Regions from separate parts of the Homo sapiens genome. Here region 1 is linked to region 2. Evidence: read pairs that join two places in POLR2A ChIA-PET (ENCODE). Cell type or tissue: HepG2. All regions are shown on one strand. Each heading gives the region's core, and the rest is flanking DNA. Links, peaks and the distances in the headings are about the cores only.

What was found. ChIA-PET counts read pairs that join two places held together with the same protein. Peaks named below come from ENCODE experiments on the same cell type or tissue, not always from the same donor. Only the 100,000 strongest peaks of a DNase experiment are listed, where the experiment ranks them.
Region 1: POLR2A ChIA-PET joins it to region 2 with 20 read pairs; 5 of 35 experiments call an interaction of 5 or more read pairs at or near these places.

The regions. Positions count from the first base shown.
Region 1 is chr2:222,727,175-222,742,784 of GRCh38, reverse strand. LOC105373903 (a long non-coding RNA gene) reads right to left here and starts at 2,822. Exons shown (of 4, transcript XR_001739904.2): 1 at 2,254-2,822. RefSeq lists a silencer at 8,401-8,695 and an enhancer at 12,009-12,128. In HepG2, for the core only: no CTCF peak of the experiment used is centred there; DNase peaks (open chromatin) are centred at 8,004, 8,664 and 9,164.
Region 2 is chr2:222,798,154-222,813,763 of GRCh38, reverse strand. No RefSeq gene overlaps it. Among named protein-coding and RNA genes, the nearest start is that of ACSL3, 55 kb to the left of the region's middle. In HepG2, for the core only: a CTCF peak has its summit at 7,589; DNase peaks (open chromatin) are centred at 7,543 and 7,863; H3K4me3 peaks cover 1,395 bases.

The DNA.
Region 1 (15,610 bases), core at 7,156-9,655, 72 kb after region 2:
GTGAAATGCCATCTCCACTAAAAACACAAAAATTAGCCAGGCATGGTGGCCAGTACCTGTAATCCCAGCTACTCGGCAGACTGAGGCAGGAGAATCGCTTGAACCCTGGGGCGGAGGTTGCAGTGAGTAAATATCGCGCCATCGCACTCCAGCCTGGGCGACGGAGTAAGACTCCACCTCAACTAACTAACTAAATAATAATGAAATATTCTGTTGTAGGAGTGGGGTTAGCAAAGATGATGCCTTATTGTAATATCTTTTGTTTCCTTAAAATTAACTTCAAAATAGAATAAAATTGTTTATGAGTTCGCAGCCACGTGTATAAAAGTTGATATATGCCAGGCATGGCATATATCACACCCGTAACCCAGCACTTTGGGAGGCCAAGGTGGGTGGATCACGAGGTCAAGAGTTCATGGCCAAGAGACCAGCATGGTCAACAATGGTGAATCTCCATCTCTACTAAAAATACAAAAATTGGCCAGGTGTGGTGCCACACGCCTGTAATCCCAGCTACTCGGGAGGCTGAGGCAGGACAATTGCTTGAACCTAGGAGGCGGAGGTTGCAGTGAGCCAAGATCATGCCATTGCACTCCAGCCTGGGCAACTGAGTGAGACTCCAACTCAAAAAAAAAAAAAAAAAAAGGTGGTATATGCGCGTGCGTGTGTATGTATGAGTGGTGGCTAAAAGTGGAGGAAAATTTTTCACTACATACTCTTTAATATTTAAATTTTGAATGTTAAAAATATAACATCTACTCCAAATATAAAATAAAATAAATATACAAGTTCAATAAGGCTTGTTATGTTTGATTGTTTATTGGTTACTATTTTGCATTATGATTTCATAAAGAAAATATTCCTACAACATAAATTTCTGGAAATGCAAAAAATAAAAAAATTCAGCCAAAGTTTTTTCTCTTTAATTTTTAACTTTTTATTTTGATATAATTTTAGACTTACAGGAAAGTTGTAATAAAAAGTTCAGAATTCCCACATATCCTTTACCCAGTTTCCCTTATGTCAACATTGTACATAAATAGTACAATTACCAGTACCAGGAAGTAAACACTGGTACCATATTACTACACTAGACAGACTTTTTAGCCAAAGTATTAACCTTGAAGCCCAAGTAAGCATTTAGAAATTTATTTGCTGACTGCTAAAAAAAAAAAAAAAAAAAAAAAAAAAAAGCCCAGAACTAAAAAGTTGGCCAGAAAGTTTCTTTTTATTTTTTTGTTGAGACAGTGTCTAGCTCTGTCACCCAGGCTGGAGTGCAGTGGTGCAATCTTGGCTCACTGCAACTTCCGCCTCCTAGGTTCAAGCAATTCTCCTCCCTCAGCATCCAGAGTAGCTGGGATTACAGGTGCCTGCCACTACGCCCAGCTAATTTTTGTATTTTTAGTAGAGACAGGGTTTCACCGTGTTGGCCAGGCTAGTCTCAAACTCCTGACCTCAGGTGATCTGATCACCTCCGCCTCCCAAAGTGCTGGGATTACAGGCGTGAGCCACTGTGCCCGGCCTGAAAGTTTCTAAGATAGTCTTTGACTGTAGTGCCTAAAGAAAATTCTTCAATTGTCTACAATGGGAGAAGGGATCACTTAAGGTTGTCAGTTGTACCATCTTTCTTGTTTCCCACTTTGCTAAGTAAGTGTTAATTTTCATGATTCCGCATCCATTTCTCACCATATGCACCGCCTTTGATTTAAATCTGCAGTTTGTTTCCATCCAAGCCCAGACCAGGTGGTGATGTACCTTATCTTCACCATCCCCTCCCCCACTCTTCTTTTTGTGACTTTTTAATTTGAGCTTTATCAGGATTTCGGCTTTTTTTTTTTTTTTTGGAGGCAGGGTCTCACTCTGTTGCCCAGGCTGGAGTGCGGTGGCGTGATCACGGCTCACTGCAGCCTGGACATCACAGGCTCAAGTGATCCTCCCACCTCATCCTCCCAGGTAGCTGGGACCACAGCAATTCCACTCCTAGCTATGTACCAAAGAGAATTGAAAAGAAATATTCACAGAAAAATTTGTACATGAATATTCATAGCAACGTTATTCATAATTACCAAAAAGTGGAAGCAGCTCAGATGCCCATCAGCCGATGAATAGGTAAACAAAATGTGGTACATTTACACAATGGAATCTTATTCAGTCATAAAAAGGAATGAGGGACTCATCATGCTGCAACATGGATGAACCTTGAAAACATGAGGAGCCTCAGGACCGATGCTTCTGCTTCCTACCAAGACTCACCTGGTTCTCCAGCTCCCACACAGCCTTCCGAGTCAATACTGCCTGGCCTTAGTCTCTGAAAAATAAATATTTGATAAAATATTGGTACTGGATTCATGTGCTGCTCCTGGAGAAATTTACCTGCAATGTGAAATTCTGTAGGCATCATGGTACAGTGGGATGGTGTGATGGTGAGTCAGGGAGGAAGATAAGGAAACCTGAGTGCAATAGTTTGGATGTTTGATCTCTCCAAATCTCATGTTGAAATTTGATTCCCAGTGTTGGAGGTGGGGTCTAATGGGAGGTGTTTGGGTCATGGGGCAGATCCCTCATGAATAGATGATTGCCCTCCCTGTGTGTGGGCGGGGCAGTGAGTGAGTTCTCACTCTATTCGTTCTCACCAGAGCTGGTTGTTAAAATGAGCCTGGTGCCTGCCCCATCTCTTGCTTCCTCTCTGGCCATGTGGTTTCCACACACACCAGCTCCCCTTCACCTTCCGCTATGAGTGGGGAAGCTCCGTAAAATCCTCACCAGAAGTAGATGCTGGCACCATGCTTCTTATACAGCCTGCAGAACCATCAGCCAAATAAACCTCTTTTCTTTCTTTTTTTTTTCTTATTGTTTTTTGAGACAGATCTTGCTCTGTCACCCAGGCTGGAGTGCAGTGGCACAATCTTGGCTCACTGCAACCTCTGCCTCCTGGGGTTCAAGTGATTCTCATGCCTCAGCCACTCAAGTAGCTGGGATTACAGGCATGTGCCACCATGCCTGGCTAATTTTTGTATTTTTAGTGGAGATGGAGTTTCACCATGTTGGCCAGACTGGTCTTGAACTCCTGGCTTCAAGTGATCCACCTGTCTCGGCCTCCCAAAGTGCTAGGATTACAGGTGTAAGCCACTGTGCCAGGCCAACCTCTTTTCTTTATAAATTACCCAGCCTCAGATATTCCTTTACAGCAACACAAAAACAGACCAAGATACTGAGTATCTGCAGAACTGTCACTACTAAGCTGGGTGGCCTTGGCCAAATCACTCAACTGCTCTAGGTCTCATTTTCCTGAAACACAAGAGAATGAGTCTACATGCACATTTCTTAATATTGTTGGCATCAAGGACAGCTTTGAAAATCTGATGAAATAAATCTATAGACTCATCTGCTCAGAAAAATGCATATTGTGCCTAAATATTGAAACCACCTTTGCAAAATTGTGACTGAGACAGTGAAAGAGGTCCAATTTAAACGACTCCATCTTGCCTCTAACCTCCAAGCTGTCCTTGTTCATTCCTGGACATAAGCTGAACTAATTTTGGGAGGAACTTAGTTTATAGTTTAAAACAAAGAGAGGATAATAGCCCTTTCCCGTAACAAACTTCCTTCTTGCCTGGGGACTAAACTACTAACATTCGCCACAAGATTAGAAATTATGGTTTACTAGTCACATAGCTGGGCACTACAAGATTCTGACCCTCCCTAAACTGCTCCTAAGATCAGTTTAGGGATGTTTTGCAGACTCTACCCTTGATGTATCAACCAGCACCACCCAGATCAAGAAACCAACCCATCTGACCTTGTGACCCCCCCACCCAGGAAATGACTCAGCACAAGAAGACAGGGACGCCCCATGATTTCACCTTTGACCCAACCAATCAGCACTCCCCAACTCACTGCCCCTCCCCTCCCACCAAATTGTCTTTAAAAACTTTGATCCCCAAATGTTGGGGGAGATTGATTTGAGTAATAATAAAACTCCAGTCTCCTGCTCAGCCGGCTCTGCATTAATTATCCTTTCTCTATTGTGATTCCCGTCTTGAGAAATCGGCTCTGTGTAGGCAGTGGGTAAGGTGAACCCATTGGGCGGTATTTTTTGTATATCTGAAAGGGACAAAACTATGAAAATATAGGTGACAAACATTACTCATCTTTTCACATTCTGAAGAAGATACTGTATTTGCTCTACTTTCCTCAGGATCTTTGTTAAACAGATCAGGAACTTGTAGAGAGGAGAACTGGACGTAACAAGAGAGGCTGGATTGATTTACCTAAGAAAGGTCAGGGCGCTGATGTAGAAGGTAAGAATAGATCTGGGGTAGATAAAATGGACTTCATCAAAATTACAAAAGTGAAAAACAACCCATGGAAAGAGAGAAAATATTCACACGTCATTTATCTGACAACGGACTTGTGTCCAGACTATGTGAAGAGCTCTTACTAACTCAACAATTAAAAGACAAATAACTAAATTTAAAAATAGGCAAAGAATTTGAAAAGACATATCCCCAGTGAAGGTAGCCAAAAAGCTCATGAAAAGATATTCAGTCTCATTAGTCTGATTTGCCGTTAGGGAAATGCAAATCAAAACCCACAATGAGATACCACTTTACATCAACTAGGATGGCTAGTATAAAAAAGATAGACAATAACAAGTGTTGGTAAGAATGTAGAGAATTAGAACCCTCACACATTGCTAGTGGGAATGTAAAAGTGATTCAGCTACCCTGGAAAATAATTTGTCAGTTCCTGAAAAAGCTAAACATGACCTAGCAATTCCACTCCTAGCTATGTACCAAAGAGAACTGAAAAGAAATATTCACAGAAACATTTGTACATGAATATTCATAGCAATGTTATTCATAATTACCAAAAAGTGGAAGCAGCTCAGATGCCCATCAGCCGAGGAATGGGTAAACAAAATGTGGTACATTTACACAATGGAATCTTATTCAGTCATAAAAAGGAATGAGGGACTCATATCATGCTGCAACATGGATGAACCTTGAAAACATGATGCTAAAGGAAAGAAGCCAAGCATAAAAGGTTGTATTATTTCATTTATGTAAAATGCCAAGAACAGGGAAATCTATAGAGACAGACAGTAGATTAGTGGTTGCCTGAGGCTGGAAGGATGGAACAATGGGGATGCACTGCTAATGGGCACAGGTTTCTTTATGGGGTGATGAAAACGTTCTGGAATTGGTGATGGTTGCACAGTCTTGTGACTATACTAAAAATCACTGATTTGTAGCCTTTGAAAAGTTAAATTTTAAGGTACATAAATTATATCTCAACAAAAAGAATAGATTTGGGGGCACAGAGGAGAGAGGAAATGAAGATGACAAGGTCCCAGCATAAAGAGTTTTGGGAAGAATGAGAAAAGGCAGCTCAAGATATCTCTGCCTTGATGTGTGAAATGTGGGAGAGATGGGTGGGTAAAGAGGATTTTTAGGAAGCTTGATGTATATTTGGAAGATATTCCCACCTCCTTTCGTTACTTATTCTAGAAACTCCAGAAATTACATAGTTTAAAAAGGATTGTGGAATTGGATGTGTGAGTTTGTGGAATGTGATATTGAACTGGGACTTCCTTGGCTTACACATTCATTCAGTCAGCAAATGTTTATTGAGCATCTACTGAACGTCAGGTCCTGTTCTGTGAACCGTGGGATGCAGCGGTGAATAGGACAGAATGAAGTGTTACCCTCCTGGAACTCATAGTCACGGTGCGGAGCTCTGGCACAGACTTGATGACAAAAGTGAATACATGAGAATTTCAGGTGGTGACAAGTGCTACTAATAAAAAGAAGGTTGAGAAAACCAATAATGAATGACAAGATTCTGAGGGCTACATTTGGGGGAGTTCATGGGTACTTAAAGCCTATAGATTTAGAGACCTTAGATTTAGAATCTTGGATGAGACAATCTCTAAATATCCCTTTTATCTAGAAAAAAAACCCCTGTAACTCATGGATCAGACATGAAAGATGTAAAAGTGACATCTCCAAATTAAAAATAGCTAATATAAAATGTGAGTAATTTGAAAACTGCCAATTTGGAATTTATGCTAATGTAAAGAGGGGCTGGGCTGAGATTTAGTTTTATATTTATCCATAAAAAAGATTTGGCAAAATAAACAATGTTAAAGTCCAACCGCTTAACTAACTCCCTCAGTCAACTCACAGGCATTTCCTGAGGGTCTCCTGTGTCCAAGGAACTGAGATGACACCAAGAGGAGGCACTTGGCAGATGCTAAAACTGGAAGGACCTTGGGTGATGATGTAATAACGACTTCAATCCCTTCACTGTGCAGAGGAGGAAACTGATATTCAGAAGCCCAAGGGATGTGGCCAAGTTTCCACAGTTTGCTAATCACAGAGCTGGGATTACAGTTCAGGTGCCCTAATTCCAGGTTCAGTCAGAAGCATTAATTTGGAAATAATTGTCATGTTAATGGAAGATTGTCTATTTACTAAACCAAGGACCTAGCATCCCCTCTGAAACAGCATATTACTTCTAATTTCTGCTTCTACCCATTAATAATAATGAAACAGTATTTTGTTCATTTTTCCCCCTATTTATTCAGGTTCTTTATGAAACAATACATCACTTCTTAATTCTATTTTATCAGTTAGCAGTAATGATTGGCTGATTTTTTTCTTGCATTCAGCATGATATTCAGAAGCATTAGGAGTAGGAACATCATTTAGATACAGCCCCTGACTTCAAAAAGCTAAAAATCCAGAAGAGAAAATAAGACATGTTCACACATCATTATAATGTAGGGTAGATCTTGATGCCACCATGAGAGAGCCACCATTGACACCAGGTTCCCGAGGAGCCAGGTCACCTCTGCTTGGGTGAAGGGGAAAGCAGGAAAATGTATTCTGACTTTACAAAGCTTTAGAGAAATAAAGTCTGGAGTTCATTAAAAACTGTTCAAATCTTTGGGCAAGGAAAAGCATATAAGCTGCAAGGGAAAAATAAGCAATTTCCTTAAAGCCCCCCAAACAATCATTGTTTAACCACAAGGCACATTTTTTAAATTGGATACTGAGATTTTTAGAAGACTTAAGCAATACTCTGGGCAAATATCTATAACTGCACTCAAGTTGACATCCATTACACCTACACTTAGACTAATGTTAAAACACTTTAAAAAATTCAGTTCCCTCTAAACTGATACCTTTTGCTGTCATGGTTTCAGTTGCAGCTATAATTGTGTAAGGATCTGCTGAAATGACAGCGTTACATGTTTTTAATGAGGCTTGATGGTTTGTGATAGAATAAATACTTCAACATAAAACCAAATTCAATTTTATTAAGTTATAACTTACATACAGTAAAGTGAGGGGGTTTTTTTGGTTTTGATTTTGGTTTTTTGTTTGTTTTAAGACAGGATCTCACTCTGTGACCCAGGCTGGAGTGCAGAGGTATGGTCACAGCTCCCTGCAGCCTCAGGCATCTGGGCTCAAGTGATCCTCCTGCCTCAGCCTCATGAGTAGCTGGAACCACAGACACACACACACACACATGCCTGGCAATTTTTTACAGAGATAGAGTCTATGTTGCCCAGGCTGGTCTTTTTCTTTTTCTACTTCTTTTTCTTTTTTTTTTTTTTTTTTTTTGAGACAGAGTCTCACTCTGTCACCCAGGCTGGAGTGCGGTGGCACGATCTCGGCTCACTGCAACCTCCACCTCCTGGGTTCAAGTGGTTCTCCTGCCTCAGCTTCCTGAGTAGCTGGGATTGCAGGCGCACACCACCATGCCAGGCTAATTTTTGTATTTTTAGTACAGACTGTCTTGAACTCCTTAGACCTGGGCTGAGTAGCTCACACCTATAGTCCCAGCCTCCCAAAGCGCTGGGATTACAGATATGAGTTACTTAGCCCAGCTCTAAGTGTGTTTTGATGAATGGAACACTTTCTGTTGTGATCCTCACAGTTAGCTATTAGCACACTAAAGAGCTGCAAAACTGAACAGAGAGAAGCTGTCTAGGAATCAGTAATAATAGAAACCAAACATTTCAGCACATCCTGTGTGCTCAGGCAGTAGAGTTTGCTATTTACATGAATAACCTCAACTACTTCTTTCATTCCTACAGAAAAGGCACTTTTATAATCCCTACTTTACAGATGGAGAACCTCCAGCTTGGAGAGAAGTTTCTTGGCCAGGGTCACACATCCAGGAAGCGGCTTCCAAACTGGACTCTCCCTGAGCCAGCTCTACTAACTTGGGGGAGAATTTCGTCCCTTTCTTGCCTCTGTCACTAACTGGTTTTGTGATTTGGGGAAATGGATTCATCCTGGAGAAGGCTGGACTAACCCTCTGGTCCCCAGATGCCTCTAGTTCTCTTCCAGATCCCCACCATCCTGGTTCACAAGTGGAAATAAAACATTCTGACCAGTAGTAGCCCCAGGGCTGAAAGTCTCAGACAAACAGCTCTGGAAGTTAAAGAAACAAGCAGAAATGCCACATATGCTGGGACATAGCCCAGATTGCTCCCACGCAAACTCTTCCTTCTTTTTCCCACCCTGAGCAGCTGGCACAGTGGCCAGTACAATGCCATCGAGCAAAGTTCAGGAGGCTAAAGAAACACATGGTGAGGAAGTACATTCGGCCCCAGGCCAGCAGAACAATGTGGCCTCTATCTTCTGTTCTGGCTTCTCTGGTCTTGTCACATCTTCACAAACCATGAACAAAGAGATTTGAGTTGGCTGAGCCACCCTCGTTCTCCTGGCTTACATCACATCACCCCATTCGCTTCCTCCTCCCGCCACCCCCTCTCAGCAATGAAAGTCGACCATTGTCAGGTACGCTCAGAGGAAAGTGTATAATGAGAATGGGGAGCTGGGAATAATAAGGATGCTTATTCTCTGCAGCAGGAGAGTGAGTCTGGAGCCCTAGTTCCAAATTCTGACTCTGCTACCAAATGGCTGTACGGATTGGGGCGCTGAGATTTAAATCTCAATTTCTGCATTTGGAAGATGAGATTAATAATAACTTCAGAATGCTTCTGTGAAAACCAAGAGAGAGAGAATGCACATAAATGCCATAAGTAAATCCCAGAGTATGGCTTCCTGGCATATTTGACTTGACAGCACTGTGAGGAAAGGATTAGATTTGCACAGTGATTTGGGTAAACAGGTAAAGAGGCCCAGAGGGAGTTTTCACTGCTCTGGGACTCTGGTAGCCCTAGAGACTCCTGCTACTCCAGTCCTCTCTTGCTAACCCCCAGGATTGAGGGGTCAAAAATTCATCGCACTTGCAACATCTGTGTGTCAAGGCACACCTCTTCAGGGGCTCCATTATAAACTGTCTTACAAAAGTATGAATTGAATGGAATGATCACATTGATGTGAGTAAATCATTTTACCTCCCTTCACTCAATACTGCCTAATCACTGAGACCACGATATCATTTGTAAAAATAACCCAATGGCATATTCGGACCAATGGTGAGAGTAGGGATGCTTTTGGTTGCAAACATCAGAAAACCAGATTGATCTTGGCTATATTGCTCTTGCATAACAGGGACACCTAAGTTAGTTACTGGTGTTTGTTTGGGATATATCGATGCCAGGGTTTTGGACTGTTGTCTTCATAACTCCTTTGGAATTGCCCTCATGGTTTGCTAAGATGACCACAGACAGCTCCAAAATGATATCATCACACTGTTCAAAAGCAGGATGCAGAATCTTTCTCCTTGTGCACTAACCTCCCATCAGGCAGGAGGAAACATCTAGAAGCCCCTAAGCAGACTCCCTTATATCTCATTGGCCAAAACTAGGTCACATGGGCATTCTTGGCTGAGAGGAAGACAGAGAAAGCAAGTATCCAACTCGTTTAATGGGACACCAGCTGGGGGGATGGGAGGGGGTTTTCTGAGGAGTCAATTACTAGTGTTTGACTAAAGCTATGCAAAGTATTTCTGTTATAACTTAAAAAGAAAAGTCTCATTTCCAGATATTATCCAAACAAACTGACTTCCTATTATTCAAGTATATAAACAAAATTTTAAAAACCAGAGGATCTGCAGTTTCTACAACACCTGCCAACCCTCTACAGACATTTGGCAGCTTGGCCTATAACAGTTTGCTCAGATTTCTTAAAATAGGAATTCCCACTTTCCCCCAGGAAAGTTCCAGGATTCTTTCAAATGTCTCAGGTCTTAAGTCCAAGTTTCCTTTAAATTGCCTTTTCGCCCTAGTGCTTCGACAGTAATCTCACACTGATCACGTCATATAGAGGCTTCTACTACATTTATATCTCAACATCTTCTTGGAAGATAGTCTTTAAAATATGAAGTAGTATTTTTTGTTATTTTAAAGTATAAAATGTCAATATTAAAACCAATAAAAATATTAAAATATATTTTAACATCATCATGGGCATGGATGAATCAATCAAACAGTCCTAGCTTATAATGAAAACCAGCAGTCTTCTGCCTCACCTTCCAATCCTGCTTCCAGCGTCAGTAATTTTCAACTCCTTTTGCTTTTTCTATATGTCTACATTGCATGCTTAAACTGCTGCTTCTTCACTTTTTAATTTTAGACCTCATCTGTTAGCACTCTCCCATGCAACAGGAGGATTTGACTCCCTCGCATTCTTGCACCTATTTTTCTCCTCCACCCATCATCTCCATGTAGTTATGTCACTTTCTTTTTTTAATAAATGTTCCTTTTTACATTACATTCTGTTCTTGTTTTACTGTTGTAAAATTTTATCTTTCCAAAAATATCAATGACCATTTTCTGAAGTTTTCTCCTGCTATCTTCATCTCTCCCATGTTCCTTGTTTGGTATATTCTCTCCTGTTGAAGCCTTTCTTGAAATGTCTGGTGATTCCTGGATGTCCATTACTGTCACTAAAAGCTGAGTGGCAGCTCTGTGTGAAAAGACTGTTGGTGGGCTTCACTATGGTGTGGCAGATGGGGACCTACAGAAATTGGAACCTGGCAGGTCTTCCCTCTTCTGTTGGTCAGTTTCCCCAGAGAGGAACTCACCAGTCTCCCATTGGAGGAATATAAAAGTGGCTGCCTAGGATCATGGGAACCTAGTGTGGGAAGGGGACTAAGGAATTTACCATCTAATAGGAAGTTCCACTGAATCTGCTTTAAGGGCACTTCACCACCCCCATCCCCTTGGTTGAGCCTGGTGTCCCAGAGCTCAGAGGTTCCCTAAAATTTCCAAGAGCAAAGCTCCGGTGCCTATCCAGGTAGAGGGTGACTATGCTCCAGGAACTAGGGCAGGAAATCTGAGAGCCTGACTGCTACTTCAAGGGACTTCCCATTCCTCTCTCTGGATTTTCCCTCCACCCTCAACCTTCAGTTAGGTGGTGCCTTCCATAGCTCAGCTTCTCCCAGGTTCTGCAGTGGGAATCAGCTTACTCCTTACCGGACTTTCCCCTTCAATTCTCTCTGGCATTAAGTTTCTGCCTGTTCTGCTCTGCCAGGTCAGTTTCCACTTGTCCTTCTGTTTTCCATTTTGCAAAATAGTGTTGACATCACTTTCTCCTCTTACTCATCTCCTGTTCTCTTTGGGACTTTCTTACTTTTGACCATTTTTATTCCTTTATTTACGGAGTTTCGGGAAGGAATAAATATTAGTGCAGGCACTCAATTTATGATGTTTAACTGAAAGTAATGAATGTTTAACTTTAGGTGTCTAATTTTAGCTCAGCATATGCCCACCTACCTCTGTGTGTGTGTGTGTGTGTGTGTGTGTGTGTGTGTGTGTATTTAGAGAGTCAAGGCAAAAATTTTTATGTCTTAGGTTAAAGAAAGACTACACTTTCCAGATTTCTTGCAGCTTGCTGCCATGTGGCTAAGTTTAGGCCAATATAATGAAAGTGGAAGTGGTGTGTGCCACTTCTGAGCCTTGGCCTTAACATACAACTCAGTGCTTCTCTGGTCCTTTCCTTCCGTTTTCCCTGTGGGCTGCAATGTGGATGTGGTAGCAGCCAGCTTCAGCTCAACAAAGACAACACCCTAGGGGCTGGTGAACAGCAGGATGGAAAGGACTTGGGTCTCTAAATGAACACGTGAAGCAGAGCCACCCACCATCCTGGACCATTCGCCTCCAGACTATTAGGTAAGAAAGAAATCAGCTTCTTGGTCAGGCCTCTGTAATTTGAGGTTGTTTTGCAGCTGAGCCTGTGCTTTCATGCAACCCTGTTCAATGGCTCCCAAAGTGAGTCTATGGATAAGCTGCATTTCGATTGCCTGGGGCGATTAAAATATTTACCAATCCCAGATGCCACTCTCAGAGATGTTGATTCACTCAGTCTGGGATACAGTGCAGAAATCCTTTCTTTTTTTAACTACCTAGATTTTTCTGATACATTGCCAAGATTATGAAGCACTGACCTTGTCCAATTTACTGAAACATGTGTTCTTTACATTCCCATGTTTTTCTCCCTCCCCATTCATTTTCTCTCCGTTTCCATATTCTCTTCCTGACTCCTTTGCTAAAAGTCAAATGTAAATGTTATTGTAGCAGACAGTTTTGTTTTTCCAGAATCGTTTCACCCTGATTTTCCTTTGGGGAACCCCTTATTTTCTTTTTCTTTTTTTTTTTTTTTTTTTTGAGACGGGGTCTCGCTCTGTCGCCCAGGCTGGAGTGCACTGGCGCAGTCTCAGCTCACTGCAAGCTCCGCCTCCCGGGTTCACGCCATTCTCCTGCCTCAACCTCCAGAGTAGCTGGGACTGCAAGTGCCCACCACCACGCCCGGCTAATTTTTTGTATTGTTGGTAGAGACGGGGTTTCACCGTGTTAGCCAGGATGGTCTCGATCTCCTGACCTTGTGATCCGCCCACCTCGGCCTCCCAAAGTGCTAGGATTGCAGGCATGAGCCACCGCGCCCGGCCGGGGAACCCCTTATTTTCTATACTCAGTCTACATGGTTCAGACAAACCAGCCATCTGCATCGTACCCCTAGCTCTTGAGAGCACACTGAACTGCACAACATAGACCAGGGCAATCAGCATATTCCAACCTCTTGACCGTACTGATGGTTCATAGATGGATAAGTCAGTTTAATGAGACCCAGTCCTAGGGAAAATAAAAGCTATTCTTCCCCAGAGAATGCTGACCCGGTGGGATGTGTGCCTGCAGCTGCTGGTAGCTATCTTACCACCATAAAAGGAGTCTAAGAGTGAAGTCCACACAGTGGAGACAGGAGAGGAGAGACGGTGCAAGACTGCATTCTGATGATAGCATTTGTTTTTTTTTTATTTTTGGTTTTTTGGAGACTGAGTTTTGCTCATCACCCAGGCTGGAGTGCAATGGCATGATCTCAGCTCACTGCAACCTCTGCCTCCTGGGTTCAAGCGATTCTCCTGCCTCAGCCTCCCAAGTAGCTGAGATTACAGGTGTGTGCCACTACACTTGGCTAATTTTTTGTATTTTTAGTAGCGACCAGGTTTCACCATTTTGACCAGACTGGTCTCGAACTCCTGACCTCAGGTGATCCGCCTGCCTCAGCCTCCCAAAGTGCTGGCATTACAGGTGTGAGCCACCGCACCCAGCCCTGATGATAGCATTTGAGTATCTGGATCTGTGCCTAAATCCCTAGACTTTTCAGCATGTAACTCAATTTTTTTTTTAAGGAGGAGAGTGTCCTGACTATTAAGCATATATACATATTAGTATATTTATAATGTTATATTATTTTATTATAATTATATATGCATATATAGCTTATATATAATATAGGTTTATATATACTTATACATCTATACATACACACATTATAATTATAAAATTAACTGTCAAGTTCAAAAACAACACGTTTCTAAGTAAATGAACAGGTAACATTTTAAAGATATTTTCAAAAAGAATAATCATAGATCAACATATCTAATATATCACTCACCTGTTTTAAATAGTATTTAGGCCCAGGTGTGGTGATTCACACCTGTAATCCCAGTCCTTAGGGAAGCCAAGAAGGGAAGATTGCTCGAGGCCAGGAGTTTGAGACCAGCTTGAGCCACATAGCCAGACCCTGTCTCTACAAAAATTTTTAAAAAGTAGGCAGGTGTGGTGGTATGTGTCTGTAGCCTCACCTACTCCAGAGGCTGAAGCAGGAGGATTTCTCGAGCCCAGGGGTTCAAGGTTTCAGTGAGCTATGATCATGCCACTGTACTCCAGCCTGGGCAACACTGTGGGACCCTGTCTCTGAATAAATATATCTAGGGTATTTTCATCTCTGAATTTTCATAAAGCTTATGCAAACAGACCTTTGAACAATTATGCAAATGTCTATGTTACAGTGCCAATTTTCTGGTTACAGTACTAGACTGTATTCTAGAGTTTTCTCAGGTCAGATCTGACCATTTTGCAAGCACTATAAGACAACTTAAAACAAAATATGTAAAATACATTAGGCCTCTTGGCCCAGGAATACAGATTTTCAGTGTTAAAGGTATTTGGTAAACTTTAATTTGCTCATGATAAAGAATATAATTTAGAAGCAGGCTTTTCTTGTGGCTCTCAGGAAAATTAAAGTGGGTCTGATAGATTGAGCTTGTCATCACTTTCCAATATCCCACATTCAAGGCACAGAGGCTGTATGCGGCAGTACTGTGGATGGACCTCCCAAAGCCATTCCTACACTCCTCTCACACATGGGGTCAGGGCTGGCACACCATGGCCCAAATCCAGTAGGCTGCTAACTTTTGTATAGCTGTGACCTAAGAATGGTTTTCATATTTTTAAATGGTTGAAGAGAGATCAAAAGAAGAAGAGTATTTTATGAAAATCATATGAAATTCAAAATTCAGCATCCCTAAATGAAATTTTATTGGAATACAGTCACATTTGTTCATTTATATGTTATCCATGGCTGCTTTTGCACCATAATGTCAGAGATTAGTTGTAACAGAGACCAAAAGGCCTGCAATGCCAAAGTTATCTATTATCTTGGTAGTTACAGTTTGTTGACTCCTACAATACAGAATAGAAAGTCAGATACTTTCTCAGCCCTATTTGTACCTGGGAGTGACCCATGTGACCCAGTTCTGACAATGAGATGTCAAGGAAAGTCTGCAAGAGGGATTTTGGGAAAGAAGAGTGTTTCCTAAATAAAGTAGAAAACGGCCAGGTGTGGTGGCTCAAGACTGTAATCCCAGCACTTAGAGAGGCTAAGGAGGGTAGATCACTTGAGTCCAGGAGTTTGAGATCGGCCTGGGCAAAGTAGTGAAACCCTGTCTCAAAAAATAAATAAAATAATAAATAAATAAAAATAAAAATAATTTTTTTTTTAAATTAGCCAGGTGTGATGGTGCATGCCTGTAGTCCCAGCCACTCAGGAGGCTGAGGTGGGAGGATTGCCTGAGCCTGGGAGGTCGAGGATGCGATGAGCCATGATTGACCAGTGCACTCCAGCCTACGTGACAGAATGAGACCCTGTCTCAAAAATAAATAAATAAAGTAGGAAACTTTAACCTAGATGTGATATCTGGAACTGTGGTGACAATTTTGCCACCATAATGAAACAAGCATGAGGCTGACAGCACTCCTATCCAGGATATTCCTGGGTATGTTGGTCAAAGATCCAGTGTTTCTTGTCTCTAGAGCTGGAGTTGATTTGAAGCCATGTTTAGT
Region 2 (15,610 bases), core at 6,358-8,857:
TGCAACGCTATATGTATGTGCTTCTAGGAAGAGCGGGTAAATGAGATGACACACCCTGCCCACTAGCAATCTGCTACTTTGGCACCTAGGTTTGGGAGGGTGAACAGAATCATTTGTTTGTCTCAGCAACTGCATATATTAGTCATATCCAGAACAGATCATGCAGAAAAGGTCAACGTGGGTATGTTGTCTAATTCTGCAATATAGGGCAGAAGAGATACTCAGATCTGGAGCTGCCTGCCACATGTCAATTTGCATTAAGGGCTGGAGAACTTCGTGGTGAAAAACCTTTTCTCAAGGGAGAGAGAGCCATGCTCAAGAGGCTTGACCCAGGACAAAAGTCTTAGGCCCTGGAGAGGAGGAGAGGAGCGGTCCCTAGAATAGCACCGAGTCTTTCATTCTTATCTATGTCTGGCACCATCTCAATGGAGACTGTCAGTCTTAAAGGGATGGGGAGGAAAGACTGGGGCAAAGAGGGCCTCTAAGTGGAAACCAAAACAAGTATTTCACTAAAACCTTTGTGAGACATAGGGAAAACACAGAGCTAGGCAATTCTGACTTGAAGCCTCCACATCTCAGCTCAAACATTTACTGGCCCTGTAACTTGGGCAAGTTGCTTTAAACGTCCTATGCCTCAGTTTCCACATCTGCCAAAAAGAGCTGATAATTATACCTACTACTTACCCCACTGGGTTGGATGAAAGGAGATAATACAAAACAAGGCATTTAGTGTAGTGCCCGGCAAAGAAAACCCAAAAACATAGTTGGTACCTGTCATGATTAAGCACAGTGCATACTGTCACAGATACAAAGCCAGTGCGACAGAGAAGGACAGGCGCCTTCTCCGCTTTCCAAATGAATACCGATTTGGGGAGCTTTGTCACCTCAAAGGTCCCTGGCTGCAACAGGAAACAAGCAAAGAGAATTCAGAGACGGAGAAGATGGAAGAAGCAGTTTAGATGTCATTAGAATGCAAGATCCCTGAGGGATTTTGTCCAGTTCAAAATTGTTTCTTGGCATTCAGCGCTACACAAAGTGCATCACAGGGACCCAGATAAATAAGTGATAAATAAATGAGTGCTTGGGTGAATGAATTAATGGATGAATGAACGGTCAGAACCAGGTTCAGCTATGAGCACATGCAAAAGCCATTCTGCATAGTTTGGGGGGACACTTTTCAGGCTCTTTGCAGCCCACAATGATTTGAATTAATAAGCAATTCAAACTTTTCTTGAAAAAAATTGTCTTTAGCTTGAGCATTTACTGGGTGGGAGGCACTCTGCTAGGAGCATTGTGAGTGTTTGGTGAATGTTGTACAGGTGCCAGAGCAAGTGAAGTTGACGCTACGTAGGTCCTTCCAGAGCCTGGTAAAATCTGACATTGGTTGAGCATTTCCTATGTGCCGGGTACTATCTAAGCCTTTCATGTAATCCTCCCAATGACCCTCTGAAGGGTCACTGAGCTCTGAGCTCCATTTGCAGATGAGGAAGTCTGACTACAAGTAATATAAAGTAACAGAACGAAGATTACAGCACAGCTGTATTAAAACATCACTGTACTGCTCAGTTTTAAAACCAACCTTCCCCAACTTCTCTTTTCTTTTCCTTCCTTTCTCTCTTTTTCTTCCTTCCTTCCTTTCTTTCTTTCTCTCTCTCTTTTCTTTCTTGCTCTTTCTTTCTTTCTTTCCTTCTTTCTTTCTTTCTCTCTCTCTTTCTTTATTCTTTCCTTCCTTCTCTCTCTCTTTCTTTCTTTATTCTTTCCTTCCTTCTCTCTCTCTTTTCTTTCTTTTTTTTTGAGACAAGCTCTCACTCTGTCACCCAGACTGGAGTGCAGTGGCACTATCAAGGCTCACTGCAGCCTCAACTTCTTGGGCTCAAGCAATCCTCCACCTCAGCCTCCCAAGGAGCTGGGACCACAGGCGCATGCCACCATGCCCGGCTAACTTTATATTTTTTGTAGAGATGGGGTTTCACCATGATACCCAGGCTGGTCTCAAACTCCTGAGCTCAAGCAATCTGCCCACTTCTGCCTCCCAAAGTGCTGGGATTACAGGCATGAGCCACTGTACTCATCCTAGGGCTTCTATTTTTCATCAGCTGCAGGATTGGCCCTCAGGGTTGCTGGAGTGATAGAGAATTGTAAACTCTCAGCGCTAATAGAAAAGTCAGAGATCACCTAATCCTACAACTGGATTTTACTGACTTGGAAACTGAGATCCAAGAGGCACTATGAAGGTCCCAGTGCTGGCTACTGGAACATTCCACATATTCCTCATCTCCTACCAGGAAGTCAGGTTTTGAAATCATTTTGTTATAACAATAACTCAAGTTAGGGTGTATATCTAACTAAAATAATGCTGAAAACGTAATAGTGCAAATGAAATCACAATTCATAAAGGCACTCATTCTTTTTCTTGGGTGGCCTAATCTTTAGCTGTGACTAACGTGTGCACCTATATTTGCTTGTGTATGAACAATAACAGGAATTATAACAACAATGGCATTACATTTTTATACACAGCCTTTCATCTCAGGTGTGTAAGCCAAGTCAGCATCATCAACTCATTAATCGTAAGAACACTTCTTTGAGGTTCCCTCAGTGGGTAATTTTATTACCCTTTTTTATGGGTTGAGAAGCTACAACTAAAGTACAGTGACATTCCCAAAGTTACTCGAGAAATTGACAGAAAATCCAAAACTAAATCTTTCTTTCATGCTTGCAGGCATCTATCCTCCTACTAACTAATATTTGGGATATTCAGGTCATAGAGCATTGTTTATTAGATTAGTACTTATATAGTCTCATAAACTTTTTAGTAAGACAATAAGTTTATTAAGATTAATATTTTAAAAGCCAATTAACTCCTTTTAATATGCATATATAAGGTGCGTTTCTAACATTTCCTTGCATTCTATCCTGAAACTCACTTCATTTTTTAAAATCTTGATTTTTTTCATAGTCTTATTCTTTCTTTAAGACTTTTTTTAAGAGCAGTTTTAGGTTCTCAGCAAAGTTAAGAGAAAGGACAGAGACTTTCCATATGCCCCCTTCACCCACACATGCACGGCCTTCCCATTGTCGATGTCCCCACTAGAGTGGAACGATTAGTAGAATTGCTGAACCTACATTGACACATCATTATCACCAAAGTCCACAGTTTACACTAGGGTTCACTCTTGGTGTTGTATAGTCTGTGAGTTTGGATAAGTATATAATTACACGTATCCATCATTAGAGTATCATGCAAAGGATTTTCAATGTCCTAAAAACGCTCTGTGCTAGGCCTATTCATCTTTGCCTTCCCCCAACCCCTGGAAACCACCGATACTTTTAACTGTCTCCATAATTTTGGCTTTTCCGGAAAGTCAGTACGTAGCCTTTCCTGGTTGTCTTCTTTCACTTAATAATATCCATTGAGGTTTTCTCCATGTCTTTTCATGGCTTGATAGCTCATTTCTTTTTAGTGCTAAACAATAAGCCATTGTCTAGATGTACCACATTTTATCCATTCAAGTCCGTCTCATTTTTAACTGGGTACAGAACGTTGGTTACTAATGATGAATAATTGGGAGTAACTGATGGGATGAACAGACATGTCTGCCTGAAGTTTAAGAACAATTTATTAAAGGGACTTTGGGCTGAGCCACTGGAAGAGGAACTCCCTCCTTGAGCAAGGATCTCCTTTTCCTCCTTCCCTTCCTTCTGTTTTTCCCTCTAGTCATGGAGGAGTTTCTAGGAATTGCTCGCTCTTTCAGTGTGTTTTATTTCAAGAGAAGTGTGGCACGGAAGAAAGAGCCTCAGCTGGGCCAGTCACTTGGGTTCTCTAGGCTCCGGTGTCTCTAACTGTAAGATGACAAGGCTGGAGAGATGATTTCTGGGGTCCCTCTGAGCTCAGCTAACCCAAGATTCTACCTTCTTTGATTTCATCTTTGACATCTGCTTCTGTCTAATGGCTTAAAAGGAAGGCTTACTTTATACATGTCAGCAAAAATAGTTTGCCTGTATATTTATTTGAATGTCCCACAAAACCAAATCCTTGTTTCATGGTCCAGAGTTTATATCATTTTGTTTTCACTTATTTTTCCTTCTTGCTCATGAAATTCCAACAGCCTGAGAATCTGGCAGTCTTCAAGACTCTTCTCAAATGCCTTAAAATGTACCTGGGGGGTACTAAATATTTTCCAAAGCCTATGAATTGACAGAGAAGTCAAAATAGACTGGTTTCCACCAGGGTTACCATCATCAATTTTGCCACGTTCCACACTCAGTTTCCTTCTAAGGATATTCTTACAAATGCCACTACCGAATGTTCATCTTTAGGATCAGGATTAACTGCCTTACTCATATAAGAACTTTTTAGTGATTCTCTCATAGCAGTACAATAACAGATCTTTTTTCCCCACAAAAGAATATATAAAGCATTATCCTCGTAATTAATCTGTGATAAAAATCACGAAGGTCCAACCAAAATCTCATGCATTTGGATAGTTTTAGGAGCAGTCCTTATCTGGATTGTTCTAAATAATGAATCTGGGTGGCAAAAATATTCCATCCACACTGTCAGTTACCCCCAGATCTGCCTGTCACCCCCTTTTTAAAGTAGACTTTATTTTTTTTTTCCAGCCTTGGCATCTTTCTTGCATAAATAAACTTTATTTTTTAGAACAGGTTCAGTTTCACAGCAATTTCAAGTGGAAATTTCAGAAAGTTGCCATATTGCCTGCCCTTTTTTAGTGGCTTAAGCTGGTTTGATTGAATTTCTTTCACTTACAAGCAAAAAAATTCTCATAATACAGAAATTTAAATGACTTGATGATATATATATTACTGGATCTGTGAGTATATTTATCAAGATGATAATACATATTTCATATGTTCATAAGCACTTCCAGTTGGTAAACTTGTTTAAAATTAAAATTTCAAGGCTGGGCATGGTGGCTCATGCCTGTAATTCCAGCGCTTTGGGAGGCTGAGGCAGGTGGATCACCTGAGGTCAGGAGTTCGAGACCAGCCTGGCCAACTTGGTGAAACCCCATCTCTACTAAAAATACAGAAATTGGCCTGGTGTGGTGGCACATGCCTATGGTCCCAGATACACGGGAGGCTGAGGCAGGAGAATCGCTTGAGCCCAGAAGGTGGAGGTTGCAGTGAGCTGAGATCGCGCCACTGCACTCCAGCCTGGGTGATAGAGTGAGACTCTGTATCAAAAAAATAAATAAACTAATTAGTTAAATTAAATTTTTACCCACACCATTTGTGTTAGCTATTAGTTAAGCATGATTCCCTTCAGCTTGTCATCTGCCAACCTCTTTCCTTGGGATCTCTGTTGTTTTTTGTTTGTCTGTTTGAGATGGAGTCTTGCTTTGTCGCCCAGGCTGGGGTGCAGTGGCACCATCTCAGCTCACTGCAACTTCTGCCTCCTGGGTTCATGCAATTCTCCCACCTCAGCCTTCTGAGTAGCTGGGATTATAGGCATGCATCACCAAGCCCGGCTAATTTTTTGTATTTTAGTAGAGACGAGGTTACACCGTGTTGCCCAGGCTAGTCTTGAACTCCCGAGCTCAGGTGATGCACCTGCCTCGGCCTCCCAAAGTGTTGGGATTACAGGTGTGAGCCACCACACTGGCCAGGGATCTCTGTTTTAATGAGCTTTCAGACACCAGACTCTCTGCCTCCCCTGACTTCAAACTGTACCCCTGGCCATTCTCAACCCCTGCTGGTTTCTGCTCCCTCCCGAAGTGGGCTAGCATTTCTAGGTTCCTTTGAAGCAATGTTTTGAAGGATTATTGTGAAACGACAGACTTTTCTATAAAAATTTATGTGGGACACAGTTAATGTTTTAAGTCAAGCTTACACAGCATGTTATTTGTGTAAACAGAATTAACGTTACAACAATGCTTCAGAAAGCATTAATTACTTTATATTTCTTCTTATTAAAAAAAATCATGGCTGGATGCGGTGGCTCGTGTCTGTAATTTCAACACTTTGGGAGACCGAGACAGAAGGATCACTTGAGGCCAGGAGTTTGAGATCAGCCTGGGCAGCATGGTGAAAACCCCATCTCTACAAAAAATGAAACATTTTAGCTGGGCATGGTGGCAGCACCTGTAGTCCCAGCTATTCAGGAGGCTGAGGTTGGAGGATCACTTGAGCCCGAGGTCAAGGCTGCAGTGAGCCATGATCATGCCACTGCACTTCCACCTGGGTGACAGAGCAAGGCCCTGTTTCAAAAAAAAAAAAAAAAAAAAAGAAAAATATCAAGAACAGACAAAAGTCATAACCATGTTGACCATTCCTTATTAATTCTTCAAGGTGGTTCTTTCTTCTGGCATATCTAAAAGTGGTTTTAAATATTTACACAGTGATCTTTTTGCTGACTTTTGCAAGGGGCCTAATTGTCTAGGAATTGATAAGATATATTAGCCAGGTTTGTGTTTTATGTGTAAGCCAGAGAGGAGAGCTGAAGGAGGCTTCACTCTTTAATCTATTTTAGGATCACATTACCTAGCATGGCGTACCAACTATCTCTATCATAAAACATCCCAGCTGTTGAATTACCGTCAGCCACACCATAGGACAGTTTAGATTAGAAAATGAAAAAGAATTGTGTGTCCAGTCGAAATGACAGGGAGGAATCTGATGGCAAGTAAATGCCTGTTTATGGAAGGCAGTGCGCTTTCCAATCAGACAAACCTCCTCTGTCCAAAAGTGCTGAGACAAATGTGTGCTTCTAAACAGTGGGTCGATTTTGTTCCTGGATCCAGCATACAAATGTTACATTTTAAAAACTGCATTACTAGATCTAGGGGAAACTTAGTGCAGGCTTCTCCTTTTAGGAGAGCTGGGCCATACACTGTCCTAGACTCCCACTCCCTGCCCCTTTATATTCTATTACGTGCTGAGAGAAAATAACTTCGCCCTCCTTCCCTTTGTTTTTCTTTCAGAGCAAATGAAGTCAAGGGCAGTTCTGGGGGGCTGGGTGGGGACAGGTGGAGTCTGTGCAGTGCAGGAGACTTTCTTTAATGTTACAAAAGTAGCCCTGAGCTAAATGGCTCTGACAACAAAATTAACTATCCAAACCAGGTGAGACTTGTTTTTCCATTCATGACAGAGCAGGTTGGAATTCATTTCAGTTTACTAACCCTCTGTTTATATTGATTTATTTCAGGAAAATGAAATAATCTTTAACATTTTGACTTTTCCAAGCAGTTTCATAGAAATTTAGGTCATTCTCACGAGTGCTTTTGGCTTTTAAAGATTTTTTTCTGAGTATAAACATAATTCGTATTAGAGATCATTGTGAAAAAAATTTAGAGAGAATCAAAGAAAATAAAAATTACCTTTACTACTATTCCCATACAGAAATAACTTCCCTCGATCCTTAGATTTACATATTTATTTATTTATTTTGCAATTCATTATCTAATTTATTTAGTTCCTCAGAGTTCCTACATTTTAGTTTCAAAACATCCCTTTGAAGAAGGTAGGTCAGGAAGTGTTATATCAGTTTTGCTGACGAGGAAGCTGATGAAACGTTGTGACATGTCCAGAGGCCCACAGAAAATCAGTGTCGGACCTCAAGCTGGCCCCACTGTGGCAGCCCTGGAACACTCAGAGTTGCTCTTCTTTGTAATCAGTTTCCTTGCTCTGTGGCTTCTGCAACCAGGGCTATGTTCCTCAAAGGTGAGGGGGAATTTTCTTTTTTTCTCAATGGTGACAGTATCAGTTACTCCTTGTTAGAACCAGGTTCTATCCTTGCAACTTTACCTACTGGCTAAAATTTCACTTAGTCCCCAGACCAGTCTTCCCTGTGCTCTCTCAGTCATTTGTGGACATGCACAGAGCAGGGAAATATGTGAGCTGAGGTCAAACGCGTTGGCACTCTGTATTAGTATTGTTGCTGTGGTTGCCATTGCCTAATAATAAATGGCATGGCCTCTCAGAGGATTCAGCTTATGCAAGAGATTCCGACTTACAGGAATAAGAACTTCTGCTGCAGACGCTAGGAAGCTGTCTCAGAGTTTTTGATGGCTAACACCTTGGCACCCTCCAGAGCACCTCTGTCCTCCTCTGATTGCAATTACTCACCTGTTCCAGATTCTGACACCTGTTACCTGAGGCTCTCTGTCTCATGCCTGGTTCTCTCGGAAGCATCAGGACAGTCCATGTACAAGTTAGGGCAGGCTTGTTTATGGTTTTACTTTGGGAATGTTTATGTCAGAGTCCTAAGGGGCCTGGCCATCAGCCCTGCTTTCAACATGGTTCCTTTCAGGAGATGTAGGGTAACCCATGCAAGCATGTCTCCTGTCCTGCTTTGACACCCAGGAGTTTCTTAGGTGTGTGTGCAGATTAGACCTCAATGCCTAATAGTATTCTTTGAGAGAAAAATGTTTACCTCTCACGACTTGCTGCTAAGAAAAAATGCAAATAATTTGTGCAGAAGTCCCAGAATTTCAGTACAGTGAGCTTAGATGATTCCAAACATGGATAGATTCGCTTAGTCCTTAAAAAAACTTAGTTTCAAAAGAACACTCACTTGATAAAATATCTAATGAAGGAGGGAGAATATTTAGAGAAAGAGTATTTTTTCTTTTTTCAGGAAATACTAAAGCTTATTTTTTTCTGAGAAATTCCAAATGGGACTGGTGACAGGCATCTAACATATAATAAAGTAGTTCAGTTGGTTATAAATAGAAGTTTTTATTTAATGTGGATTGCAGTTTCATAATAAGGACAGTTATGTTGCCAACCAAAATAACCGTAACTAGTAAAAGATAATTGATTTCCTATTAAATTACTCTAGGAAAATAAGAGCAAAATAACTTAGGAATAAACAAATTATATTCATTTTGATACTTTTGTTATGCAAATAATTATTTATGCTTAAAATATATGTCTTTATTATAACTCTCAGTTCAAAAATACAATATGAAAAAGATGTTAAAAATCAAACACTGTGGAAAACCAAATTATCATAGCTGACAGACTGTAACCACCACTCTGATGAAGCCAAAAAAATGTAGTTCAAACAAGGAACTCCTAAGAATTGTCAATAACTATCTATATCAATCTCAACCATAATAAGAAATATGCAAATGAAAACCACATGGAGATGCTCTATTTTTTCCACCCATAGATTAGCAAAAACCTAGGAGTTTGACAACATGCAATGCTGGCAAGGCTGGAGGAAACAGGCTTCTCATACGTGGCTGGTGAAAGTGTAATACAGTGATTTGGCACTATCAAACGTAATTACAGTTGTAGCTACTATCTACTCCAAAAATCTCAGTTCTGGGTATGTGTTATGCATATGTACCAGCACACATAGGAAAACACATATGTTCAAGGTTATTCACTGCAGTGTTGCTTGAAAGAGCAATGACTGGGAACAACCCATGTGTCTAATAAGGGAATAGTTGGTCAAACAAACTACAGTACTTCTGTATAATAAAATACTATGCATCTATCAAAAAGAACAAGGGGACAACATGAATGAACTTTGAAAGCATTATGTCACCTGAAAGAAGCCAGTTACAAAGGAGCACATATTGTATGATTCCAGTTGCATAAAATGTCCAGAAAGGGAAATCTATGGAGTTAGAAGTAGACTGGTGGTTACCTTGGGCAAACGGATGGGAGTCGGGTGGGGAGGCTGGGGAAAGTGATGGTTAAAAGGTATAGGGCTTCTTTTGGAGGCAATAAAAATGCAATAAAATTGATCATGGTGATGGATGCACAACTCTGTAGATCTAGAAAAAGCCACTGAATTGTACACTTCAAATGGTGATGGTGTGGTATGTGAATTATATCTCAATAAAGTTGTTTAAACTAATAAGGGCCAGGTGTGGTGGGTGGGTCACGCCTGTAATCCCAACACTCTGGGAGGCCAAAGTGGGCCAAAATGAATATAATTCGTTTATTCCCACCTGAGGTCAGGAGTTCGAGACAAGCCTGGCCAATATGGTGAAACCCCATCTCTACTAAAAATACAAAAATTAGCCAGGCGTGGTGGCACTCGCCTGTAGTCCCAGCTACTCGGGAGGCTGAGGCAGGAGAATCACTTGAACCTGGGAGGCAGAGGTTGCAGTGAGCCAAGATCGCACCATTGCACTCCAGCCTGGGTGACAGAGCAAGACTGTGTCTCAAAAATAAATAAATAAATAAATAGAATTTTAAAATAAGGACACTCACTTCATGCTGATATAGAAAGGTCTCTAAGATATATTCAATAAAAGAACAAAATGCAGACTAGTCAGGTTATTGTACAATCTTTTGAGTAGAAAAATTAGAAAATAAAAATGTATCATTTTTTCATATACATAAAGAAACATGGGGATGAGGTTATCCATGAAACTAATTAAAGTGCTCACTTTGGTGAAGAAGAGTGTAGACAGCCAAAGCATCCATGTATTTGTTATTATACTTCTTGGCTATCCATATTAATTTGACATGATTGGTTTAGTCAACGTACATATTTTAGCACTATGTTTCAATCATGGGACAACATTTTAAATTATCCAGACACATAATACATCATTTTTCCCAGCCAGATAGCTTTATTAAAGTGCCCAGAGAGTTCCTATTTGTTCTAATAGAAGTCCTATTTGCACTTGGACTCATCAAAATGGTAGTAAAAGTCACTGCCAGAAAAATGAAAAGATGCATGCTGGATGAATGATGAACTGGCTTCACCAAGCAGGTGTCCCTGAGCTGTAAAGGGTGTCACTCAGCTTCTGTTCTGATTCCTCAGCTTGTGTGCAAGGAACTGTCACACTGCAGCAAGGATCCCTGGCATCCACAAACTGTCACCCACTTGCCGGCCGATGTGACCAGGAAGGGAAATGATGGCAAATAACACGTGGACAGATTCACTTTCAGACAGTGCTTTGAAGATGAAGCAGCAGCTGTCAAGTTCTGCTTCATGCCACACTTATGAAAGAAAATTATAATTCACGGATTTCAAAATATTAATACAATCTCAGCTCTTTCAATGGATTGCAATCCATCTCCACAGTGGAGACAGATCAAAACCTGGCACAGCATACCATCATGTTGTCTAACAGCTGCTGGGAGACAGGGAGTTGCCTCAGACGCACCAGCTAGGGAGAGCAATTCCACAGTTAACAGCACAGTTGGTCTTTAACCATGTCTGGGGGTTTCATTTTTTTCAGTGTGTTTCTCTAGGGGTTCTGTTGGGTTGTCTGTCTTCAAAAATACTAACTTCAGATGTCAAAGCATGTCATTCCTCTTAGGCCACAAGGCAGTAAATTGTCCAGTTACTCCATTATATTAGGGTTAGAAAAAAAATTCAGGAAAAACTATGGTTAATACAAATGAGGGAAAATCCTGTTAAATTAGTGGTGAAGAACTGACAGGAAGTGCATCCTTTCGTACGACAAATTGTTAACAGTAATAACATCCTTTATAACAAATACATCGTAAGTGCAAGAAAACTAAATATGCTGTATATAAAATCAGCCTTCATATAAGTCACTTGTACACTGCTTAACTCCACGAGAGGTGGGGAAGTAGATAGGGAAGATTAAGCCACTCCTAAAACAAAGTCACTGTTGTCATTTTTTATTTATTCATTCTATTTAATCCAAACTGCAGTATACCACAGGGTCTTAAAAAAAAAAAAAGAACAATTCTTAGATTAGGGAAAAATCAGCATTAATTTCTTCACTTACATCATTTTTGTTACTTTGTCCAAAACATCTTTCTGCCTGTGTTTGCTCCAAATGCCCTTAATCTGAGTTTTGCAAAATAACTTATGCAAAATATGGAAAAATGTTATTCCAGACAAGGTTGACTTGGAAATATATTAAATGAAAAAAGAACATTGCAAAAAACAGTATATCTAATACATATGTTACTTTTAAAAGTATGATTTTTATTATGCTTAGAAGAAAACTAGAAGAAAAATATATACCAAACTCTTTTTTTGTTTGTTTTGTTTTTTGTTTTTGAGACAGAGTCTTGCTCTGTCACCCAGGCTGGAGTGCAGAGGCACGACCTCGGCTCACTGCAACCTCTGCCTCCCAGGTTCAAGTGATTCTCCTGCCTCAGTCGCTCGAGTAGCTGGGACTACAGGCATGCACCACTACGCCTGGCTAATTTTTGTATTTTTAGTAGAGACAGGGTTTCACCATGTTGGCCAGGCTGGTCTTGAACTGCTGACCTCAAGTGATCCACCCACTTTGGCTTCCCAAAGTGCTGGGATTGGAGGCATGAGCCACTGTGCCTGGCCTATATCAAACTCTTAACAGTGATTGGGGAGTAAGAATATTTTCACTTTTTAATTTCACTTATCTGCAATTTTTTATAGTTAGAATAATATTTTTCTGTAGTCTTAATAAATGATAAAGTCCTTTTATTTTAGAAAACAGATCTAAAAATGGGAGTGAGAGAACTGATAGATATAGACATCCAATAAGTCAGAAGGCAGCTGGACTGAATCTTAGGTGTTTCCTCTGCTGTGGGCCAAGCTGTGTCCCCTGAAAAATTCATATGCCAAGCTACCTCAGAAGGTGACTATATTTAGGCTGGGCACGGTAGCTCATGCCTGTAATCTCAGCTACTCGGGAGGCTGAGGCAGGAGAATCGCTTGAACCCAGGAGGTGGAGGTTGCAGTGAGCCGAGATCGCACCACTGCACTCCAGCCTGGGCGACAGAGTGAGACTCCTTCTTAAAAAAAAAAAAAAAAAAAAAAAAAAGATAATTGATAGTTGGTCAATTCTTAAAATAAAAACAAACAAAAAAAATCTGAGCACTTTACTTAGTACTTTGTATTCCAAACAATCAACATTCCATTGGAAATACTTAATTGTTTGATTAGGTAAAACAAAATAGGTTTTATGCAAAGATAATTTTTAAATACCAGTAACCCCAATTTTGTCATCTCAATTAATGTGCTTATTCTATATTAACCATCTAGGGTTCTAGAAAAAATAGATTTTTAAAAAGAAATAACTTTTTATGGCTTAAGTGAAAAATGTTTAAAATTAATTTTGGAGTGGCTGTGATTTTTTAAAATGCAGCAAGAATGTATGTCTAATTATGTATGTTTGATTCAACCTACAATAATGCCATGTTTTCCTTGACATAGAGTAAGAATTTCTGTTTGTATTTTATGCATCTAATGGAATCCACTCTGAATTCCTTCTTTCAGGAATCCACTCCATTAGGTGCATAAAATATAAACAGAAACTCTTACTCTATGTCATGCTCCATTCAGTCATTCATTCAGTCAGCCTCTGTTGAGTTTCTACTCAACACTTGGCCCTGGGGACGTAGTAGTGAGCAAAATTCTTCCAGTGTTCCCTGCCCTCTGAATTGTGGATTCTTTGATCCGACTCCTTGTTCTGAAACCGGTAGAGACAAGGACCTGGAATCTCCTTCCTCCATGTGCCCAGGCGCCCAGTGGGGGATAGGGAGACCAGTGAGGGAATCCCTGCTTGGGCTTCCAGGGGCCAAGTGCTGCTTGTGGAAGAAGCTCTGCATTGGGGAGAGGGGGGTCCTCAGTACTTTGGAACTGACTAGCCACTTAATTCCCATTCATTTGAGTGCACGTAGGAAGCCCAAGGAGCAGTTTTGAAGGGGACAGGTATCAAAACCCTACACTGACATCCACGTGACCATCTTCTCTCTTTCTCTCTCTCTCTCTGAGACAGAGTCTTGCTCTGTTGCTCAGGCTGGAGTGCAGTGGCATGATCACAACTCACTGCAGCCTCAATCTCCTGGGCTCAAGAGGTCCCACCTCAGCCTCCCAAGTAGCTGGGACTACAGGTGCACACCATCACGACTGACTAATTTTTGTATTTTTTTGTAGAGATAGGGTTGTGCCATGTTGCCCAGACTGTACTAATGTCTTTAATGGTGTTTAACATCACTCCTGCTAAATCGATGGCTTTAAGACTGTTTCTTATAGTCCCTTGTCTTCCCCTGAAGAGTTTATGTAGCACACATCTTCCACAGAGCAAGGATACAATGAACGTTTGTCTGTATGTCTTGCCTTCTTTCAGGAAGAGAACAGTCACGCCTCATGATCAGCTGAGTGTGTGAGTTAAGCAGCAGAATCATGAAGACATTCCTGTCCTGCTGGAGTTGACTGCCTGTGTGTAGAGTTGCACTTTACCCCTCTACTCCTTTTCCATCACCTCCCCTTCCTATCCACAACTCTCACCATGAAAACAGTGCAGAGGCGAATTTCCAGACTGGACGCTTCCAAGCCAGCTTACCTGTACCCTTAACAGATGTGCCAGTTGGGAAACTATTTCGTGTTTCTCCTTAAACAAACTCCTTAATCCTTCCTTAAGCAATGAAAACAACTGATTTCTCTTAGTCAACACAATAAAAACCTTCAGAAAGTAATTACAAAATTGCTTGCAGGTAACAACCTATAAGACCTATAAGAAATGTCCTCTTTGTGTTAAGAACGCAATCTCTTTGGTATAGTGATATGATCTCCAAAATTACATTTGCAACATCAGGCAATGAAACAAAGGAACATCTTAATAAATTAATCCTAAAATAACTTCGTTATAGCAGAATGTTATCTGAATTTGGAAATGGGAAATCCTGAAGTATATGGCAGAAAAGAATTTGTCTATGAACAGCAATTTGCCAACAAGATCAGGAGGGAACTAAACTCAAAGATATGTTGTCAATGTGCACAGTGTCCATGCCTAGAACTTGGTAAAATTGCTCCCTTTAAGGTACTGGCTACAATTGAATGTGAACCTAGAATGAATGTCAGTAGGTTTCGTTAGGCCATGGGGCCCATCCTGCCTGACACCCAAATCTCACCTCACGCTGAGGTTCCTGGGATTGGGATTGAGTCCAGAAACAATTGTGCATCTCTAAGAGATTCCCACTGTACAACCAAGTGGCTTCCTGCTGAAGTATTCTCCAATCAAGTGGTGGGTCAGTTCTGAAAGGAGCTGACCTGTCATGTTAAGGGGAATGCTGGTTCAAAGAGCTACACCTGGGCTGCACCTCCACCTTCAGAGCTGCAGACACCTGGGCCACACCTACACCTTTACAGCCTCATACTTATCTCAAGGCTCCCCATAACCCAGGAAAAGTAAGCAGAGGTAGCTAAAAGACTGGATCACCTGTCAACACAGTTGGGTCATCTCTCAGTGCATCAACTAAAGGGTATTTTCTGGGCAGTATATAAACTTGGATTTTAGAATACCAATCCACTGCATTCTTTAAATATTGTCTAGAAAATTGGAAAAATAAGACTGGGTGCGGTGGCTCATGCCTATAATCCCAGCACTTTGGGAGGCCGAGGAGGGTGGATCACTTAAGATCAGGAGTTTCAGATTAGCTTGGCCAATATGGTGAAACCTTGTCTCTACCAAAAATACAAAAATTAGCTGGGTGTGGTGGCACATGCCTGTTGTCCCAGCTACTTGGGAGGATGAGGCAGAAGAATCCCTTGAACCTGGAAGGCAGAGGTTACAGTGAGCCAAGATTACGCCACTGCACTCCAGCCTGGGTGACAGACCAAGACTCTGTCTCAAAAAAAGAAAAAGAAAATTAGAATAATAAAAAAGAAAAGGAGGAATTATTTTTCTGAGTGCCACTCAGAAATAGGAAGTTG